Linked DNA regions of Homo sapiens: region 2 is linked to region 1. Evidence: chromatin loops called from intact Hi-C (ENCODE). Cell type or tissue: endothelial cell of umbilical vein. All regions are shown on one strand. Links, peaks and the distances in the headings refer to the core of each region. The heading gives the core; the rest is flanking DNA.

Region 1 (10,317 bases), core at 955-8,954:
GTTGAAGGAACAGTCATTTCCACTGTGGCTGGGTGTTGGTCGTCTGGCACGGAGGTAGCCTGACAGCATGCGGACAGGGGGCCAGCGCGGCCGCAGGGCTGGATACACTGAAGGAGCGGCCCAAGGCGAGACGCGGCGTGTGCAGGCTCCCTCTCTGTCTTTGGGACAGCTTGACAACAGCAGTAATCATTAACTCCCCAAGTGCTTTTATTATAAGTCCATGTTACCTGACACTTCAACAGAATTAAAACAGAACAACCATTTGCAGTTAACTTGGCCTTTTATGACCTCACAGACTTTTACAAGGAAGTCTCGGGTTGCCTTATTTTCAAAAGGAAGCCAGGAGGCATGATGGGGACCCCAAAAAAGAGCTGAGAACAGACCCCCAAATCGAAAAGATAAATGAAAAAAACAGATAACATGTTTTATGGTTGTAAAAGCAACACGTGGTCACAGAGGACAATTTGGAAGACACAGAAAAGTATAAAAAATCCCATAGAAGCCACCCATCCCTACAGACCACTGTCAGTGTTCTGAGCTATTTCCACCCTTCCTGATTGTGGAAATAGCTCTTTGCATGTGTGCCTTAAAAACAAAAGTGGAAGCAGATTTGGCACTACAGTTTATGATTTCATAAGTGACGCCCTAAAAACCTATAATATTTCAGGTAAATTTGATATAGGGATCAATAAAGAGAATAAAATTAACCCACAAGTGATTGAGGGCCTAATCCATATAAGGCACTCCATTGGGTACTATGGGGGATTAGAGATGTCTGAGGTTCGGACTCTGGCCTTGAGACACTAGAGGGAGAGGAGAGGAACACGTAAGGGCAGCTTTGATAGTCATATCCTCAGCTCCAGACATTAGGCCCTCAAAATGGTTTGCTGCATTGAGCAGAGTGTAGCCCATCCCAAAGGCTCCTCATTATTTATTCACTCAACAAATATGTACCTGTCCCTATTGCATGTCAGGCATATGGGTGTTTAGGTTTTGGAGCAGGGAAGCATTGTGGTGAGAGCAATGTTTCAGGAGATTTATACGAGCACTGCTGACCAGATGAAAAGCATGATGGGTAATGTTATGTGTTGACTTGCCTAGGTCATAGTACCCGGATATCTCGTCAAATATTAGGCTAGGTGTTGCTGTGAAGGTATTCTTTAGATGACATTAACATTTCCATCAGTAGACTTTGAGTAATCAAATTACCTTCCGCAACGTGGGTGGGCCTTGTCCAATCAGTCAAAGGCCTTAAGAGAAGAGACTGAGGTCAGATTTCAGATTTGCCAGCCTCCACAATTGCATAAACCAATTTCTTAAACTCTATTTGCTTTTCTATCATCTAATATCAACCTATCATGTATTATCTATCTATCTATCTATCTATCTAGCTAGCTATCTATCTAGCTATCCATCCATCCATCATCCATCCACCCACCCACCCATCTATCCGCATCCAACCCTGTTGGTTCTGTTTCTCTGGAGAGCCCTGAGTAATAGAGATGGGACTGGACAAAGGCAGGAGGAGGGAGAGCTGGTTATTCAGAGTGGGTGAGGGAGGTCAGCTGGGCCAGTCAGGATGCTGGGAGGGGTATGTGAACATATGTCTATGTTTGTGTGAACATAACATATGTCTATGTTTGTGTGTCCCAGCTTGCTGGGAGGGAGAGTAGAAACTGAGTCTGGGGACCAGACAGGAAGGTGGACAAGCAGGAAGGCAGGTCACATGGTGGGAAGAGCTGGAGCGGCCCACGGAAGGGAGCAGGAGACCAAGGCCAGTTAGGGAACAGGAGGGCCAGAGGTCAAATACAGTGCAGAGAGGTCTTTGGGGGCAGTTTAGGGACATACACATCCCATTTCTGCCCAGGGATGGGCTTTTCAAAGGACCAAGCAGGTTGGGACAATAAGGCTTGCACAGAGGGGGTGGCAGTGGAGAGGAAGACCTGGAATCCAGGCCCATGAGAATGGTGAAGAGAAATAGGGCAGTAATGATGGGAATTGGTTTGGGGTCAATGATGACTTCAGTTTAGACCTGTTGGGCTTGTGGGAATGACAGAATAAGACTTTCAAGGGTGAGGAGGGGTAGTGACCAGTGTCATGTTCCAGAAAGGACAAGGAAAATGCAGAGTGAGGAAAAGCCATTGGGTTTGACAAGAGGGAGGGGAGGTAGTGGGCCTGCATGTGGAGGGCAGCATTTGTGGGCCCCCTACTATGAGTATATAGAAATGAAAGAACAGAAGAATACTACATGAATGGCGGCAGAGCTGAGTGATGGGAGCCCTGTGCAGATCTGAATGAAGAATGAAACTCAGTCATCAACATATGCAGGCCTGATCCCATTAAGTACTTCCTCTGAGAGTTAGCAAACTGATATCCTTTAATCATGCCTTATATTTATAAAGGCCTTTCTCCAAAGAACTCCAAGTGCTCAAAAACATTAATTAATGCACTCTCCCAGCCCCCTTTAGGGAAAAGTTGGTGGCAGGTATCATCATTCTGTTTATAGGCATGGAAACTATAGCCGACATGAAAATGACGCTGCCAACCAAGGTCACAAAGCTAGTCTGTGGCCAGGAAGGAGGTGAGCCAGGCAGATGTCCTACCTGGCTGTCCTCCTTCTGCAGCTAGGCCATTCCTACATCACCCATCTCTTGCCAGGACCCACCCCCCCACCAAAAAAAAAGTTACTGGTGAGACGTGGCTATGAGATCAACTACAGGGTCCAAGGCTTCAGAGAGTGGCCGCAAGATAATCCCAGAGGGATCTTGGGGCCAGGTGTGGGGCTTGGGGATCAGGTCTTTTGTCTGCTCTGTCTTGGACTACATGGGAACTTAAGCAGCTTACTTCTGCTTACTTATTTACTACCAGCAAATGCTGAGACCAAACAATAACAAAATTTCCAAACTCAAGAAAGCATGCACTCAGTTTGTGTTTCACGGGTACCCACACACAAGAATTCTCTAGAGCTGTAAAGTAAGGAAATACCTCAATTCTTATGCTTCAGGCTGTGCAAAACCCAACCATGTGCTCAGAAGCAAAATGCTCTTTAAACACAAAGAATATCCAGGACAGCCCACTAAGAAGATGATTTGGCCACCTCTGGTGATGATGATGACACCTGCCACCAGCTTTTCCCTAAAGGAGGCTGGGAGAGTGAATTAATTGACATTTTTGAGCACTTGGAGTTCTCTGGACAAAGGCCTTTATAAATATAAGGCATGATTAAAGGGTATCAGTTTGCTAACTCTCAGAGCTTGGGTTTTATCAGGCCATGAAAGGAAGGAAATGCCAGGGGTCCCAATGGCAGAGGTGATCCACAAAGCCCTCTACTGTGGCCCCAGCGGGTGCTGATGTAGGGACCGTTAACCTAAAGGCATGCAGTCCTCCCCAGGACTGCACCTGCCAATGCCGAGCCCTGTGGGCTGCCAATACCCAGCCTGTTGGATAATGAGGGCTGGCTCCTGTGGGATCAGTTAAGCAGTACACACTCCCAGTCTAGAGTTTAATACCCTAGACATGGGTGGACATGGGAAACTCAAGGGGCCACCAGCATGCTGGCCCAATGCCAGAGTTTAATTAGGCCCTAAATCTCCAGTGATTACATGACGGGCCCAGTCCCCTGAGGCCAGCCAAAGGGAGAAACATCCCAAACAGCATTGTATCGGCCTCTTTTGAGTCTTTCCCCTCAACTCATTGTTTGTGGAGGCACTGCTTGTTAGTGCAAAGAATCCCTTCCAAGTCACTGAGTAGCTGTACAGAAAATCAGAGGGCCGCTGCTTAATGATCTCGGCCATCAGGTAGGCTTTCCCACACCTGCCTGCTGCATCCCGTGGGACAGGGAGTCCTGTAGGGGGACAGGGTATAGATGACCACAATCACACTTCCACTCTTGGGTTTCGATGGGGGTTTGGTCAGAAGTCAGCAAAACTATGACTTGTTCAGAAAACAGAATGATTAGGCTCTCTGAGAGACCCCAAAGGCCCAACCACTCTGCAGGACCAGGGCCTGGGACCTGCAAGTGAAGCCTAATCTTTCGGGAGCCCCTGGGGAGGAAGAGGATTATGTGAAGTGGTTCCGAAAGGAGGAAGGACCTGAGACTTTCACAGAATTTCTGTCTTTTCCTTCTTGTCTCCATCCTTCTTTCATAGCCTTGGAGGGGAACATTCCAGCTTCTTATAGTTATGGTGAAGAAGGCCAACACCAGCATGTCACTCATGGTCCAGACCGATTTCCTGATCTGGGTGGCCAAGGGTGAGAATAACATTTCCACTGAGCTGATTGATGAAGGACACGGGTACAAGTTTAATGTAGATGGGGCGGATCTGATGGGAGGTCGTGAGAAGAAAAACTTTCTTGTCTTCCTCTGACTTTCTGTTTTCATTTGAAGAGAGTAGGATTAAGTTCTTAGGTCTTAGAGTCAGATGGCCTGAGTCTGCAACCTGGAAGAGACCACCTAGCAATCTGGTCCTACCCATTTGGGAGCCTACTCACCCCACGGTTCCTCTACTTGCAATGAGTTTCCTAAACAGGGCAGGGCCAGATTTCCACCTTGCGCAACTTCTGCTGTGGCTGGAGAAGGAGGATGCTAGCCTCCTTGGTGTTTACGAAATGAGTTATGATATGTAATGTTAGAATAACGTCCAGCACGTAGTATGTTTCGTATGGCAACATCCTTTCCCTCCTCCTCAGCCTGGGGTTGGTTGGCTATGGAGATATGCCCACACTACCACCACTCCTGGCAGCCCCCTGTGTTCAAAGAGTGTGGGAATAGGGTACTGGCCGATGTCCGACGGTCAGCACCGCAGTGGGCCATAAAGCAGCGGCAAAGGGAGCGGCCAGCTCAGATACGGCGCAGGAGATGAAAGTCGGCCGTGTTTTCCTTTCCAAAGTGCTGCTGTGTTCCTGAAGGCCTGCAGCTTCCTCTGCCCTGCTGGGGATTTTTTTTCTTCCCAGTTCCTCTCAGTGATATCTTAAGAGGCAAACTTCCAGCACTAACAGGAGGTCTTTTGTTCTCCTTTTCTCAAAGCGGACTTTAACCCAGTTACTACAGACTGAGTCACTGTAAAAACAAACAAATAATAATAATACTCCATTTTCTTAAAGGCTCTTCCATGCCTGCTGACAGAAAAGGGGGAACCTGACACTGCCCTGGGCCTGTGGGGCTCCTCCCCGCCTCCGTCTTCTGGAGGCACAGCCCACGAGAACCTTCCAGAACACACTGGAGCCCGGCACCGTGGAACTGTTCAGCTAGGCTCTGGCTTGTTTGGAATTTCATCTGACTTGAAGGGGCCCGTGGACTCAGAGGAATTTGGGTCTCAACACAGTCCCGGTGGGATTTACCCCAGACCGAGGAATGCTTGTTTTACTCCTGGATCTGCTACACACTAAATTCGGGACTTTCCTCCCTTCTCTACACTTTAGTTTCTTTTTATGTATGTGGAACAGGAGTATTAGACACTCTGCGATTTTATCAGAAAGGATTTTACAATGGTTATACTGTGATTTCTCCTTTTCCCTGAGTACATCTCCTCCTGGCTGAGAGTTCCTGGAGGGGGAATGACAGCTAACACATTTCTGAATCCTTGGTCTTAAGCATGGTATTTGGTTCATGGACACACAAGGTGTCTAGTAGACGTCTGTTAAAAGGACACATGAATGAATGAATGAATGAATGAGGTTTGAGTTGGTGTGCTGTGCTTGGTCTGACAATGATATCAACAGGAAGCTTCACTTCATCATCATCAATAATAAAAAGGTAAGGCTTAAGGAGTTCCTACTGATACCACCTCTTTATGTAGAAGTAGCTTTCTCTTCTTGGGAAGCTACTTGTACTTGAGAATTTAGATTTAAAATCAGACCGAGACTGCCATGGGTCTCTAGGACGGCCGTCTATTTTTCTAAGCTGGTCCCCACTTTAACAAATCCCAGGAGCTGAAGCAGTAGGATCTTCATTTACTCTGTTGGGTTTGTGCCCCCGAGATACAGTCCTTTCCATTTCAGCATCAATCATTTGAAAAGTAAATATCTCACCTTCTTGTGACCTGGCAAGGATAGAGTAGAGTTCTCTCCATCAGGGTCAATTTACATCTGTGTCCTTTTTTTTTTTTTTAACTTGTATTTTAGGTTTGGAGGGTACATGTGAAGGTTTGTTACATAGGTAAACTTGTGTTACAGGGGTTTGCTGAACAGAGTATTTCATCACCCAGGTATTAAGCCCAGTACCCAATAGTTATCTTTTCTGCTCCTCTCCCTCCTCTTCTCCCTCCACCCATGAGTAGACCCTAGTGTTTGATGTTTCCTTCTTTGTGTTCATAAGTTCTTACCATTTAACTCCCACTTACAAGTAAGAACATGTGGTATTTGGTTTTCTGTTCTTGCATTAGTTTCTTAAGGATAATGGCCTCCAGCTCCAACCATGTTCCTACAAGAGACACGATCTTGTTCTTTTTATGGCTGCATAGTATTCCATAGTGTATGAAGTCTTAACAAGGGCAGGAGTAGGGTGGGAGTCTCATTTTATAGGGAAAATGTTCCTTGGCTGGTCCTTCCTTCCCTACTCTCTATCCTGTCATCCTCAATGTCCCCTAACAACCAGGAGTGGATGACAGTAAACAATTTCAGTGTTGGGACTGATCTGGCCACTCCCCACTGGGTATGGTTCCCCCAGACGGTGCACAGCTCCTGGCCTAGCCTCAGTTTATTTCTCTGCTGTAGGAGAGCACGGGCCCCATTCTCAGATTGCCTCTTCCAGAATATGCCTTTAAGAGGAGGAGTAAAAAATTCCAGGAACAGGCTTCATGTCAATGACAGTAGCTGGCTAATTTCTTCTGAGAAAATGGAAACCTTGGTCTCCTGATGTGTGCAATGACAGGCACAAGAGGAATTTTCCAATACAACAAGGGAACGAATTTTCTAAGGACAAGCTGGCCGAGAAAAGCCGCCATCTCACCGTGAACCAGAATTAGGTAACGTGGCACCCTTGGAGCAGCAGAGGTGACCGGCTGGAACAGTCGGCCAGGAGGACAGCTGCACTCCCCACCACCTTCTGGGTGTGTTGCCAATGTCTGCCCCTGACGGGATTAGTGACTTCAGGACAGCTGGAACATTCGCAGTGCTGTTTCCTTACGATGGGAAGAGACATGATCTTGACTCTGCTTCTGTAGGAGATGGTGATGAGGAGTAGCTGAAAGCTAGATAGGTTCTTTAAAACCTGTGACAGAAATGGCGTGTGCCAGGCCTATCTGTTTTGCAGGAGCTTTTACAGCAGCCCAGCTGTTTCCTTCTATGAACTCATTTATTACTCCCTTCGTCCACTCATTGGGCATTACTCTATGGGGAACACGGTCCTATGAGCCAGACAAAAAAAAGCTGAATTGTCTTAGTCCCTTAGTTTTGCTCTTCCCAATTCCCTTCATCATCCTTCCATAAAAGGAGAAGGGCCATTGTTCTCCCCAGCCCCTTTCTTTTTTGTCACATTTTCAAAACTCTGAGCGTAGGGTGCTATGAAAAGGCTTACGAGAAGGGATGAATCACCCCCATGGTTGAAAACCCACCGAGCAGCTGTCAAGGTTTATAATTGTCCTCCATGAACCCCTGGAACCCTTCTAGGACCCCCTTGGAGATGCTCATTACTGATTAGAAAAAAAAAAGTTTGGGTACGATTAATTCCCAGCGCCAGGTAGAAACAAAACCTTTCCAAAGCTGTTACTGTCAGTGAGAAATTCACCCTGGTGGTGTTGTTTAGGATATCAGATATTCTGTGCCTCTTGCCCCAGAAGTGTCTGTTGTGGAAAGGGCTGAAGAATTTGAATCTCCAATATAAAATGGAGAATAGACATGGGATAAGAAACAGGAAACACATCTGCTGGTCTCTCAGATAATCTTTTTTTCTTAATGTATTTTTCCCCTGATTTTGGGAACATGCATGTTAATGGGAGGAAACTTGAAAAAAAAAAAAAAAAGACAATTCCAAAAAAGAAATAAAAGTCAAGTATAATCTTATTGCCCAGAGATTGCACTGTTAACATTTTTATACATATTTTTCCAGTTAAAATGCACATAATACTTTTTTCTTACAGAACTACTACATTGTATGCATATTGCTTTATAATCTGTTTTTTCTCTTTAATAATATGGTGTGAACACTTTCCCATGAGATTAAGCCTTCTTCTGACACATAATTTTAATGACCATCTAGTATTCCATCGTATAGATGTTAATTTAACCAATACCATATGGTCGAACATTTAGTTGTGTCTATTTTTTTGCTAGTATAAATAACACAATGTAGACATTGGGGAGACTGACTCAGGCTGCTCCCTTGTTCTGGTCATAAGTCACTTAGTCCTTCCTTAAAAGCCATTGGTCATTTGATGGGCCAGACAGACTTCACAACCCTTGCTCCAAACACAAGGACAAATTTAATCTACTCAAGCTAGGAGTGGCCTTGGATGTTCTCTTAATTCCACAGAAACACTGATGTAAAAAGACAGTTATACTCAATTCATTTGTTCATGGATGCATTATTTCAGACAAAACAGGCTCCCTTGACTGATTTCCCTTTGGCCCTGGTCTTCTTTTCTTCAAGGCAGGCAAGCTTATTGTAACAGCAAAGGAAGCGAAATGCCTTTAGCAAGGTAAACCTGTAGAAGCAACTGGAAGCATGTATTCCAGGGTGAATCATTTTTAAATCATCTTCCATGTTTAGGATTTTCCATGTAAGTGTTCTGCTCCATTAGAGTGGATAATTGGGAGGGAAGAGAATAAACGTTCCAGCGCTCCTAACATGCTGAGGCATTTACCAAAATGCTGTGGTTCATCTAGGCAGAGGGGAAGGCATCGGCTCAGGAGCACTGAGTAAATACTCAGTGGAGAAACTGGGGCAAAATCTAGGCTACTGGATCCTAGTTTGTCTCAGCCTCAAGAAATTCAAGCTGCCACAGTGGGTGGCGGGGTGCCTTAGTTCACCTCCTGTTTCCACGTCCCTGGTCCTTTAGCTCAGCAGCAAGCCAGGGAGAAAATGTACTCCATGGTGGAGGGCATGGGCTGTGTGCCTGGGACATTTGGTCTGGGGAGGGGCACCTGAGCAGGTCACCTGTCACTCCATTGCCCCCTTTCTCATTCTTGTGGCCCTACACACATCTCCAGTGGCCATTGGATGAGATTGCTAAGGACAAAATTCTCATTGGAATGGCAAAGTCTCATACTTGTAATCCTAGCGCTTTGGGAGGCTGAGGTGGGTGGATCTCTTGAAGCCAGGAGTTTGAGATCAGCTTGGGCAACATAATGAGACCCCACCTCTACAAAAAATTAAAAAATTAGCTGGGTATGGTGGCACATCTGTAGTCCTAGCTGCTCAGGAGGCTGAGGTGGGAGGATTTCTGGAGCCCAGTTCAGTTCAGCTTGGGTGACAGAGCAAAATGTTGTCTCTAAGAGAGAGAGAAAAAAAAGGAAGTCAAAGTCTAGGCCCTTTTGCCTTTCTCTGAGGCCCTGAGGCTTCCTGAAGAGGATGGTTGAGGAAGACCTGATGGAGAGTTCAAGGGGTATGGCATAGGAATGTACATAACGGTAGACATGTGCAAAAGAATGCGGGTGGGGAAGAAGTATTCGTGTGTGCACACACAAACTCTCTCTCTTGCTCTGTCTCTCTTTTCCTTTTCCTCTCTCTCTCCCCCACCGCCTCACTCACTCATAGCTTAATGGGGTTTCTGGGAGAGGAAATTGTGGTCTCAAATGCATATGAAAAGTCCTGGAACAAGCTCTCAAAGGCGTGTGGGGGTGGGGAGCACGGGGGGTGGGGGAATCACAAGACTGCCCTTGGGCAAACATTTTTGTCCCACCTCTCTTTTCAGCTGTCCTAATGTGTCATCAGACACCCCTGCCCAGCCTGACAGGCCCACATACACAAACAAAGTGCCCCAGTGAGCCATTCCTTTCCCAAGCCGCTGAGGGGTCTTCTGGGAGTTGGAAAGGATTCTTTCTGAGCTGATCCGACACTGGCTGATGAGCTCAGCTGTCTCCTCTTCTAGGAAAGATTTACTGCAACAGAGCATGGCTGCCTTCCATCCCCCTTCCCAGCCGTCTTTCTTCCAAGCCAGAGACTGAGGTTGGGGAGTTGACAGAGGGAATGCTGGGAATAGACCAATATTTCTTCCCTGGGTGATTTGAGGGGCTGCACAGACAGTGGGAGCCTCTCTTTGTGCCCATAATTAGACAATAGTGGCATCACTATAAATGCCAGCCCTGATACATTCCCCACTTTCAGCCAGCCCAGGTGCCAGGCACCTGCATCTTGGCCTCTGGAGACTAAGAAGGAAG
Region 2 (10,317 bases), core at 1,009-9,008, 130 kb before region 1:
TGAGTATAAGGAATATTTTTTACGGAGTAAACTTATAAGTGGGGTTGCTGGGTGTTTCCCATTGATTAGCCTAGTGTTTAAAAGTATAATGTCTTTATTTTCTGGTTTCTTACTTTTTTGAGTTCCCTCACTTTTCTTCTAGAGTTCATTATGCAGGTCTGGAAAACAACAACCACCACCACCAGCAGGAGAAAAGCAGGGGTTAGTTTGGGGGGGGTTGAAATGGGAAAAATAGACATTTCCAGCTCCCAACATCTTATTTCCTGAATATCTTCGGAGCCCAAGAAAGTGGCTCTGAGCTGCCTTTGCAGTCTTGAAGCTGCACTTGCGTTCCCACCAGCCCCCGGGCCTCTGGTTGCATCCTGGGGGGCACTTCTGCACTCCCAGCCTCCTGGGTATGGATTGGGGTGAAGATGTTGTGCAGTGAGGGGTGGGAGCCCCACACCCTAATAGAGCCAAGCTGGCCACACTGCCTGTCTTTCCCAATTAGTTCCCCAAAGGGAACAAAGCCTTATTTCTTCCCTCCCTTAGTTCCCAGGCACTGGTTGGGGAAAAACAATCCTTGGCAGCTCAGGGGTTAAAAATAAAACACAGCGAGGGGGAAAACAAGCCGGGCAGCTGCAGCGGCTCCTCAGAGCCCACTCCAGGCTAAATAGAGGCCCCAGCAACTCCTTGGAGACTTGAACCCTGGGCGATGGAATTTTCCCTTGCATGAAGGCTATTGTCCTCTGGAAAGGGCCAGGGCCAGAGGAGGGCCTGGGGAGCACTGATCTCCCCAGCCCACAGCCAGGGAGCTCCTGAGAGCCCAAGGGCTCGGTCCCACCCAGCTGGGTTTGGGTGAAAAGGCAACGGGGGGTGCAGCCCACCCCTCCCCCTTTGGGAAAAAGGGAGGGCTTGGGCTTCCAAAGGCCTGGGTACCAGTTGTTGCCCCACTCCTCAGCCCAACCAGCTAGTCACGGATGGAATAAAAGGCTTGGTTCCCTTGGCAACTGAGGGGACTACAGTTTTTCACAGAGTACAAGATGGGCTTGGGGAGGAAGGGAGGTGAAAGTGAGGGATGGGGGGTGGTTTGCAGGAGGAGGGAAGAAGCGGGGAGGGGCAGCCTGTTTACCAGTGCTGCTTGAGTTTGAGTCTCAAGGGAACCTTTTGTAGGTTCTGGCCTGGGAAATGCAGGATACCCTGAGTGTGGGGGATGCTCTTAACTGCTTCTCAGTTTTGAGTCACCATTGGAAGTCTCTGGTCCATGGTAGAAATGTGATTGTTGTAGGCCTCATGCTAACCTCATGGACAGCTCAGGGGAGTTAAGCAGAGCCTACCTTTATAGGTGACTAGGCCTGGCCCTGTTTTATAACTGGAGACCCCTGGAAGTGTTGATAGATGCTTGAGCCCATAGAGAGCTATTTGTGAAGCAGAGATTAGAATAGCAGGCGCCTGTCTCCTGGGTCTGATCTCGATGGACTAGACAAGGCTATTTTTAATATCAAGCAGGAGAGCTGCTGAAATATAGACAAAGTGCAGAACCTGGGCTGATTTTGTCTCAAGCACAAGACTTTGTGAGAGGAGCTTAAAAATCTATCCATGTACTGAACAGATACATTTAGCCTCAGTGAAAACAAATGATAAGGGACGGGAGACTTTGTCCCAAAACTTTGGGATGAGAGGTCCCCACATGTTGTCACTAGCACGGAGGTGTACAGGAGACTTGGTATAACCCTCTCCGAGGCTTTAGATGGTCAGGGCTGCCCACCTGGCATTGATAGAAACACCTTTTATTGCTGCCATTAAAAGTGTGGCATCTGCCAAATGAAAAGAAAGGAAGCAGAGTGAATATGTTGATATGGTGGCTTAAGAAGATAGAATAGTGTAAACCGACACACTGTTCAAGAGTCTTGAAATGATTTTTTTAAAAAATGGAAAACAGAACCCCAAACCCCTATCTGGTATAGCAGAGAGTTCTTGGAAAGGATGAGAATGGGGTTCATGGCTGCTTTGGTGGAAAGGCTTGCTTGGTTCTTCTGCCTTTGCCGGGGGACCTGGGAGTGGGAAGGGGATGTTGGGGGAGAGGTCACTGTGTTTTCCTGAGAGGGTGGCGAGGGTCATCACCGTGAAGTACTTCCTCATGCACACTGCGGTCAGTTCCTTCAAAGCCTGGCTCCGATGGGTGGGTCTCATCTGAAAGACACAATTTGAGGAAACCTAGAGGGCGGCTCCTAAGATGAGGAAACACCTGGATGGCAGGTCTCTGATAAGGAAACAATCCTGAGATACCACTGCAGCTGCTTTGCATGCATGACCTATGCCCAATCAGATGACCATCTGCTTTAATCATCATAACCAAATAGTAATAATAAAAAGATCAAGGAATCACTTATCACCTAATTAATTTACTTACTGACTGGTGGGTTGGCAGAGAAACAAGTCTGGGCAATGCAGAATAACAAGCTACTTAGAAAATATGCAGAGAGGCTGGGTGCAGTGGCTCACGCCTGTAATCCCAGCACTTTGGGAGGCTAAGGCAGGCGGATCACAAGGTCAGGAGTTCGAGATCAGCGTGACCAACATAGTGAAACGCTGTCTCTACTAAAAATACAAAAAAAAAAAAAAAAAGAAAAATTAGCCGGGTGTGGTGGTGCACGCCTGTAATCCCAGCTACTCAGGAGGCGAAGGCAGGAGAATCACTTGAACCTGGGAGGCGGAGGTTGCAGTGAGCTGAGATTGTGCCACTGCACTGCAGCATGGGCGACAGACTGAGACTCTGTCTCAAAAAAAAAAAAAAGAAAATACGCAGAGGATGGCAACCCAGGGAAGAGAAAGTCACGTGAGCTCACCTCTGTGCTCTCGAGTGCATATAAATTCATGTAAGTTTCAAGACAATTCAGTGAGGTTGGTGTGATTATTATTCTCATTCTGTAGATGAAAAAACCGAGGCTTGTGTAGATTAACTAACTCGAGCAAGATCACGAGGTTGGAGGTGGTGAGCACTGGGTTTTGAACGCTATCAGATTATCCTCGATCTATACAGCAGCCTATAGTCAGAAAAGCATTTTCAGATCTGAAATTTCACTTGATTCTCAAAACCACTTATGGCAGGAGGTGATTCCCATTTACAGCCACAGAAGCTGAAGGTCATGGAGTTTAAGTGACATGTTCCAATCACAAGACTCTATGTGGCAAAGCTATGACTGCTCTGGGGCTTTTCACACGATGGCCTGTTTCCTGATCTCAAATTCCATTCTCAAATATCTGGGAACATTTTTTTGATTTGTTTGTTTGTTTGTTTGTTTGTTGAGATAGGGTCTCACTCTGTTGCCCAGGCTGCCGTCCGTTGGCGCAATCACAGCTCACTGTAGCCTCTCAACCTCCCAGGCTTCAGCAATCTCCAGCCTCAGCCTCCACAGGCTAGCTAGGACCACAGATATGCCTTTTAAAGTTTTTGGTATAGACAGGGTCTTGCTACACTACCCAGGCTGCTCTTGACCTCATCCAGGAAGACTTTGATGTCTGCCTTTCACTCATACATATATTTATTCAGCCATTCAACTAATATTTGCCAAGCACCTGTCATGAACAAGGCATCAAGGAGAACGGAAAACAAGCTAGATTTTTAAGAAGTCCCTGTGAATAAAAAGAATCTTATAATCTCACCGTCTGTGTCTGCCCTCACAACTATCAGTGGAAATTTTCCAAAATCAATGTGCTAACAGATGTGTTTTATTTCATAAGCTGGCACACTTAAAATTGAAGAACTAAAATGTTAAGAACTATTGAGTCACAAACATTCTCTGAACACCTTACACCTTAAAATGGAGGTAGTAATTCAGTAAGGTTTGGATGGACTCACGGTGACACCTCAGTGGGACACTTCCAATTCCTGGAGACAGAGGAGAGAAGAGTTTTGGCCAAGGCTCCCTTTGGCTGTCCACATTTGCTCAGACACTCAGCCTAGCTAGCATTCCTGTCTCCCCCCACTGTCCCTGCAGAATCTATTGTGAAGGGGCCCCTCCCATGGTCAAGCTTCCTCCCCATATCAGATTTTATGGCCCGGCTACTTCCTGGACAGGGCCAAACACTTAACAGATGCCTAGACTTGTATGGGTCAACGTCAGTGCGTATGCCGGTCATATTTCCTACACACCCATCTGTACAGAATCACACATTAAACATGATTTCTCACACAGAACTTCCATGGGGAAATCCTCACCCCCAAAGTGACAGAAGTTGCCAGAATATGTACAGGGAGGTAAAAAGCACTTAAAGACAAGTGAGCACGGTCATTTGCCCTGGAAGAGCATGCAGTGTTGGGAGAGCTGATAAACAAAATTTCCATCCCTCTCCATTCATCATTCATCAGTAAGTCATGCAGGTCAAAGTGTAGGGGGAAGGGGAAGAGGGCAGAGAGAGGAGAAAAGGGAAACTAAGAATTTTTTTTTTTTTTTAGAGATGGGGTCTCACTATATTGCCCAGGCTGGCCTCAAATTCCTGAGCTCAAGTGATCCTCCCACTTCAGCCTCCCAAGTAGCTGGGACTACAAGTGTGAGCTACCACACCCAGAGAGCTATGGAGTTTCCATTGTAAGGAAAATGAAGATGACAAAGGAATGCTGGGGACAGGCTTTTGAAGGGAATAGATCAACTCAGGCTGAAGTGCAGTGGCACAATCACACTTTAAATGAGTACGTTTTTAAATTTGTGAGTTGTATCTCAATAAAGATATTTTTAAAAATAGATACCTTAAACCTCACACATTTAAAAAATACAGGATATGGTATACAAAGAATAGATAGGACATACTTAAACTAAAAAAAAGAAATTACTTATTATTCATCTGAAATGAAAAGTTAACCAGATGTCCTATATTTTATCTGGCACTCCTACCTCCCCAACCCTCAACACCCAAAGCTCTTTGAATTTGTTTTTATTTTCTGTCCATATGAAGTACCTCTTGGGGCAAAGAGCTTCAAGTTTTATTATTCTCTTTGTGAAGCAGTGTCATGCTTTGTCTTCACTTCTCTTAAGTGTCCCCTTCCCACATATTTCAGAAAACGATGTATTTCTGCTGGGTTGTTTTCTCCTTAATGCTATGGAGGTCCATGCTCAGCCTTGGGCTTCCCAAAGAGAAATATGCTGGACACATCAGACAATTTTTTCTTGGCCAACTCATCCCTCCATCCCTTCTTTATGGTTGCCTTTTTTCAGGTCTCTTGTTAGGAACTCATGACTGAATAGCATCCAACAGACCACCAATCCAGATGTGATGGCCCAAGGGGATTCAATATGGGTGGGGGAAAACTCACTGAGGGTTTTCCAGGTCCTGTCCTGATAACGCTCACATTAGTCAAGAACCAAGTGTTTAGGAAGCACATTCACAATGGATAAAAGCCACGCCGTAGCATAAATCCATTTGCTATATGGAGTCTAAATCTTGCCTTTTTCTGTTTCATGTGATGTGATGTATGTGTGTGTGTGTATGTGTGTGTGTGTGTGTGTGTGTGTGTGTGTATGTGTTGTGGTTTTTGTTTTTTGCCTGTTTGTTTTTGTTAGCCAGATAAAAATCCAGTAAAACAATTGAGAGGATGGTGGAGGGAAGGCAGGTAATATGGTTTGGCTCTGTGTCCCCACCCAAATCTCATCTTGATATAATTCTCACATGTTGTGGGAAGGGACCCAGTGGGAGATAATTTGAATCATGGGAGCGGTTTCCCCCATACTGTCCTCATGGTAGTGAATAAGTCTCATGGGATCTGATGGTTTTATCAGAGGTTTCCACCTTTGCATCTTCCTCATTTTTCTCTTGCCACTGCCGTATAAGAAGTGCCTTTCATCTCCCACCATGATTCTGAGGCCACCCCAGCTATGTGGAAGTGTAGGTCCAATTAAGCTTCTTTTTGTTCCGAGTTTCGGGTGTGTCTTTATCAGCTGCATGAAAGTGGACTAATACAGCAGGTAAGAAGGATCACAGTGTGGTCTTCTGGATGCTTTCAGTGCAAGAGAATACACAATGAAGATGGTGGTTGTGTTAGGAGGGCGGAATTATGACTTTTATTCTCTCTTTCCTGTTTTCCAAACTTTATATAATATAGTTCTCTAAAGATAAAGAATTTGAAAGAGTGCTTAAATTTTCATTTAAAAAAATACAAGGCCTCACAATTAAAACTGACTACAAAAAGAAAATATTGCATTGTAAAATAATAAAAGCATGTAAATGCTTTATAAATTTTATAGGCTATTTTCTGAGTAACTTTCCCATGATTCCCCGGTTCTGTGCTATATGGTAGCATTGCTGGAACCGGAAGTCAGATATGTCAGACTTGAAACCCAGGCCCTTCCCATTATATCACAGCAGACATCTACCAGTCGGATTTCATGAAAGTGTTATCTGTTCAAGAGTCACATGGATTTCAGCACTTTATTACTAAGTTGTTTATGCTTGGATATCTAGCATTGCCTATCTACATAATAATTATTTTCATAATATTGATTCTTGTGCACAAAATCCCTGTAGTCTATGAATGAATAAGCAAAGAACAGTCAATTACATAATAATAGCTACTGTTTCCTGGATGCCGTGGGCCAGGTATCAGAATTAAATTTGAACTTCATTTACCTAATTTGATCCTTGCAACAGTTCTGAGGAAGATTTCAGCCCCATTTTATAGATGAGGAAATGGAGATTCAGCAATATTAAGATCACATAGTAAGTTTACAGGCTGAGATTCAGAAAATCCTAACTAGGTACAACTTGTTTTATCATATGCTAATCTTTGAAAAATTCAACCATCCCCATTGAGAGTAGTAACCTTCCTTCTCTAAGCAGGGGGTAAACAGTTCTCACTTTTTTGTGTGTGTTTGTTTTGAGACAGGGTCATGGTCACAAGCTCTGTGCCCAGGCTGGAGTGCAGTGGCACCATCACGGCCCACTGCAATCTCCGCCCCCTGGGCTCAAGTGTTCCTCTCACCTCAACCTCCTGAGTAGCTGGGACCACAGGTACATGCCACCTGTGCCTGGCTATTTTTTGTATTTTGTTTTGCTTTGTTTTTTTTAGAGACAGCGTTTCACCATGTTGTCCAGCTTGGTCTTGAACTCTTGGCCTCAAGCTATCTACCTGCCTCAGCCTCCCAAAGTGCTGGAATTACAGGCATGAGCCACCGCGCCCGGCCTCTCACCTTTCTTTCTAAGAAACTTAAAAGGAGAAAATTAGGCCGGGCCTGGTGGCTCAAGCCTGTAATCCCAGCACTTTGGGAGGCTGAGGTGGGCGGATCTCTTGAGGTTGGGAGTTCAAGGCCAGCCTGACCAAGATGGAGAAACCCTGTCTCTACTAAAAATACAAAATTAGCCAGGCGTGGTGGCCCATGCCTGTAATCCCAGCTACTTGGGAGGCTGAGGCAGGAGAATCACTTGAACCCAGGAGGCGGAGGTTGCAGTGACCCGAGATCATGCCATTGCACACCAGCCTGGGCAACAAGAGTGAAATTCCGTCAAAAAAAAAAAAAAGAAAAGAAAATGAGAGGGAATACTTGAATCATCCTTAGAGTTGACCTAACCCTTTAGATGCCTACAATTAAACTGGGAAGCAAATTTCTGAAGGAGCCACAACTTTCAAATCTTCCTCATGCACCTGTTAAACCACCCTTCTCTCAGTGTCCTTGAGGGTTTGTATTGTGAAGGCTGAGGAGGAAATCTGCTTCTTTATTTCTTCCCCTGCCTTGGAAGGATCATTTTTCCATATTAAACAGAGCATCATACATTCCTGAGAATGCCTCTCCCACAGACTTGTTTTGACAACCAGGAGGGAGGATGGGAGGAGGCTTGTAGAATGGGCTGCACAATAACCCAAGAAGATCAAGGAAAGCCGTTTCCAAAACAAAGGTTGATCATGTATAGCTCCCTCTCAATCTGGGCTTCTCAGAGAGTGCATTAATCAAAGGGGAAACACCTGGGTCTCTAATGCCCTTCTTGCTTGTCAGAGGCGTGTTCCAAGGCTTTCATCATGCTGATGGTGACCTTCTAAGTCCGTGCTTCTGGTCAAAGGTTTGTGTATGTGTTTCATTGAATAGGTTGAGCATTTATCAACCATTATTGGTATTTCATAACCATTCCCCTGGGTGTTGTAATTAGAACTCTTTTGCATTCTCAAGTTTTGATATATGATTTTTAAAAACAGAGGACTTTGGTCTTAAAATCATGCAATTCCCTCCTTCGTGGGTTTGCACAGGAACGTAAGAAGAAATTGGAGAGAAGGGTTTCTTCTGGGACTTTTACTTACAATACCTTCTTTCCAGAAAGCTCCATTTAGCATTATTTTGGCAATTGGTTTTAGCATAAGTGACAGATTCTCCTTCAAAGAATTAAAAACTGTTTACATCTTTGGGGTAGGCATTACTCCCTGTTTTGTAAGCAAGGAAAAATTATTGCCTAAAATCTTAGTGGTTTTGCCTCCCTACCAGAAGTATTGCTTTTATCATTATGTAGCAAGAATATCTGCACAGATCTATTTGGCAAAGATTTTATTCAAAGGCTTGGGTACTGATTAACACTGCCTGGCCCACTGAACAATGGGTTAACCTAGGCTTGATAAACCAAATAAGACCTTTGTCTTGTTTTGCTGGCCGCTCAAAAGCACCTCTACCATAAAATCATTGCGCCTCCAGGGAGAGACCTGGTTTATTTTTTTTGCCCCTGATAGATAGCTGAATACAAGTGGGGGTATTGATAGGAAGGCCCTCAAGGATGTGCGTGTGCTTGGGAAGGTTGTATGTGTGTCTATACATGTGTGTGCACCTGCTCACAAGTAGACTACTACCCACTGCGTTCTGGGCTGTGGGGAGTGGGACGGTGAAGCAGCTAGTTCACCAGCATAGCAGGTAAGGCTTGAACATGAATTGTACATGTATGAGTATCCATGCACTCATCCTCACTGCCCTGGTTGGGCCACTTTGCCCAGGTGGATAAAACCAGGACTAAGGAAGCTCTAGCAGTTTTCTGAACATAATACTGTACTATACTTATGGGTGCCTAGAAAATACTTAAGAGTTTGCAACAGGATTAGCAAGAACCCACCCATCTCCTGGGAAAACTGCTTGGGCTCATTCCAGATTGGGGTCAACAGTGTCACTTTTATTTCCTAAAAATACCCAAGCTTGTTAAAAACTTAAAAAAAAAACAAACCTCTCATCCGTTAGTTTACGGCTTGCATCCCTCAACCGCTGAACTTGCAAAGGTTTCACAGAAGCATCATCTGTACCTTGGGGCAATCCCTGAGAGCGGGTAGGCTGCTCCAATCTCTGCTGTGGATCTGGTTTTCAAGACGAGGGAAAGAAGGATTAGGAAGACCACACACCAGTGACTTGATGCCTGTCCTTCGCCAGGTTTTAGAATGGATCATTATATATTTGGAGGCAGTGGGAATGCTTGGTCTGGGGACAAAAGACTCAGAGGGGATGAGGCTTACAGCCTTAAAATACTCAAAGAGCTCTCACAGAGGAGAGGAAATAGACTTATTCAAACTCTGCCTGAAGGGTGAAGTTTCCAGAAGGACTATTTTGGTTCAACATAAGAATGACTGTCTAACAACCACCCAACAATGGGTGGAAAACTTCCTTAGAGGTGCTGAGAAAGGGCCCGGGCTTAGGACCGTTCAAGCAGAGGACAGCAGGGATGTTGTAATAAGAATTCCAGCAGTGGGCTTGAGGTTCAGCTGATGACCTCCAAGGTTCCTTCCAGCTCTAAGATTGGATGATTCTATATCTGTAATTTTCCATTTCCCTATTAAGAAGAAATTTTCCACAGTGAAAATTGTTTTAGTATTTGATAAAAGCTGTGGGATGATTTTTGCTTTTGTTGACTTTAACAGGGGGCTTACTACTCTGCCCCAGTGGCGTAACAAGACACAAACACATCAGTGATATTTATTGGGCAGGGGAGAGAGGCGTTTATTGTTGGGTGGGAAAGTCCTGCTTGCTTACATGGGGACTGGCATGGAGGTGTTGGGAACTCCAAATCTTTCCTCACATTGTTTCTGAAATTCCTCTGCCCAAAGGACCTGGGCATTTTACCCCAGTCCTGCCTAGTGGGTGCAGCAGAGGTGTCTGGAGCCTGACCGACATTTCACCAATCACCTTGGTAGTTCTCATAGCATCCTCCCAATCCCCTACAATTCTGTGTCCACCGCACAGAGCCCTGTATAATGTGATTACCCTAAGGAACCTTCTGAAACACTTACCTCACACATGATCTCTCCCAACTTGAGGACAGAGTACACTTTCTTTGAAGGTAACTGACCCTCTTTCGAATGCTCCTTCCATTAAGCTATCATAAAGA

The links. Hi-C counts contacts between places; a loop is a spot of excess contacts. Peaks named below come from ENCODE experiments on the same cell type or tissue, not always from the same donor. Only the 100,000 strongest peaks of a DNase experiment are listed, where the experiment ranks them.
Region 2: it touches region 1 in a loop (4-fold over the local background); 3 of 110 quality-filtered maps call a loop at or near these places.

Annotation. Positions count from the first base shown.
Region 1 is chr14:68,593,596-68,603,912 of GRCh38, reverse strand. It overlaps a transcript of RAD51B not described here. Among named protein-coding and RNA genes, the nearest start is that of RAD51B-AS1, 87 kb to the left of the region's middle. RefSeq lists an enhancer at 3,375-3,544. In endothelial cell of umbilical vein, for the core only: no CTCF peak of the experiment used is centred there; a DNase peak (open chromatin) is centred at 4,992; H3K27ac peaks cover 1,713 bases.
Region 2 is chr14:68,721,663-68,731,979 of GRCh38, reverse strand. LOC105370547 (a long non-coding RNA gene) reads right to left here and starts at 3,957. Exons shown (of 4, transcript XR_007064227.1): 1 at 3,842-3,957; 2 at 1-2,172. RefSeq lists an enhancer at 691-1,244. In endothelial cell of umbilical vein, for the core only: no CTCF peak of the experiment used is centred there; DNase peaks (open chromatin) are centred at 2,279, 4,089 and 7,869.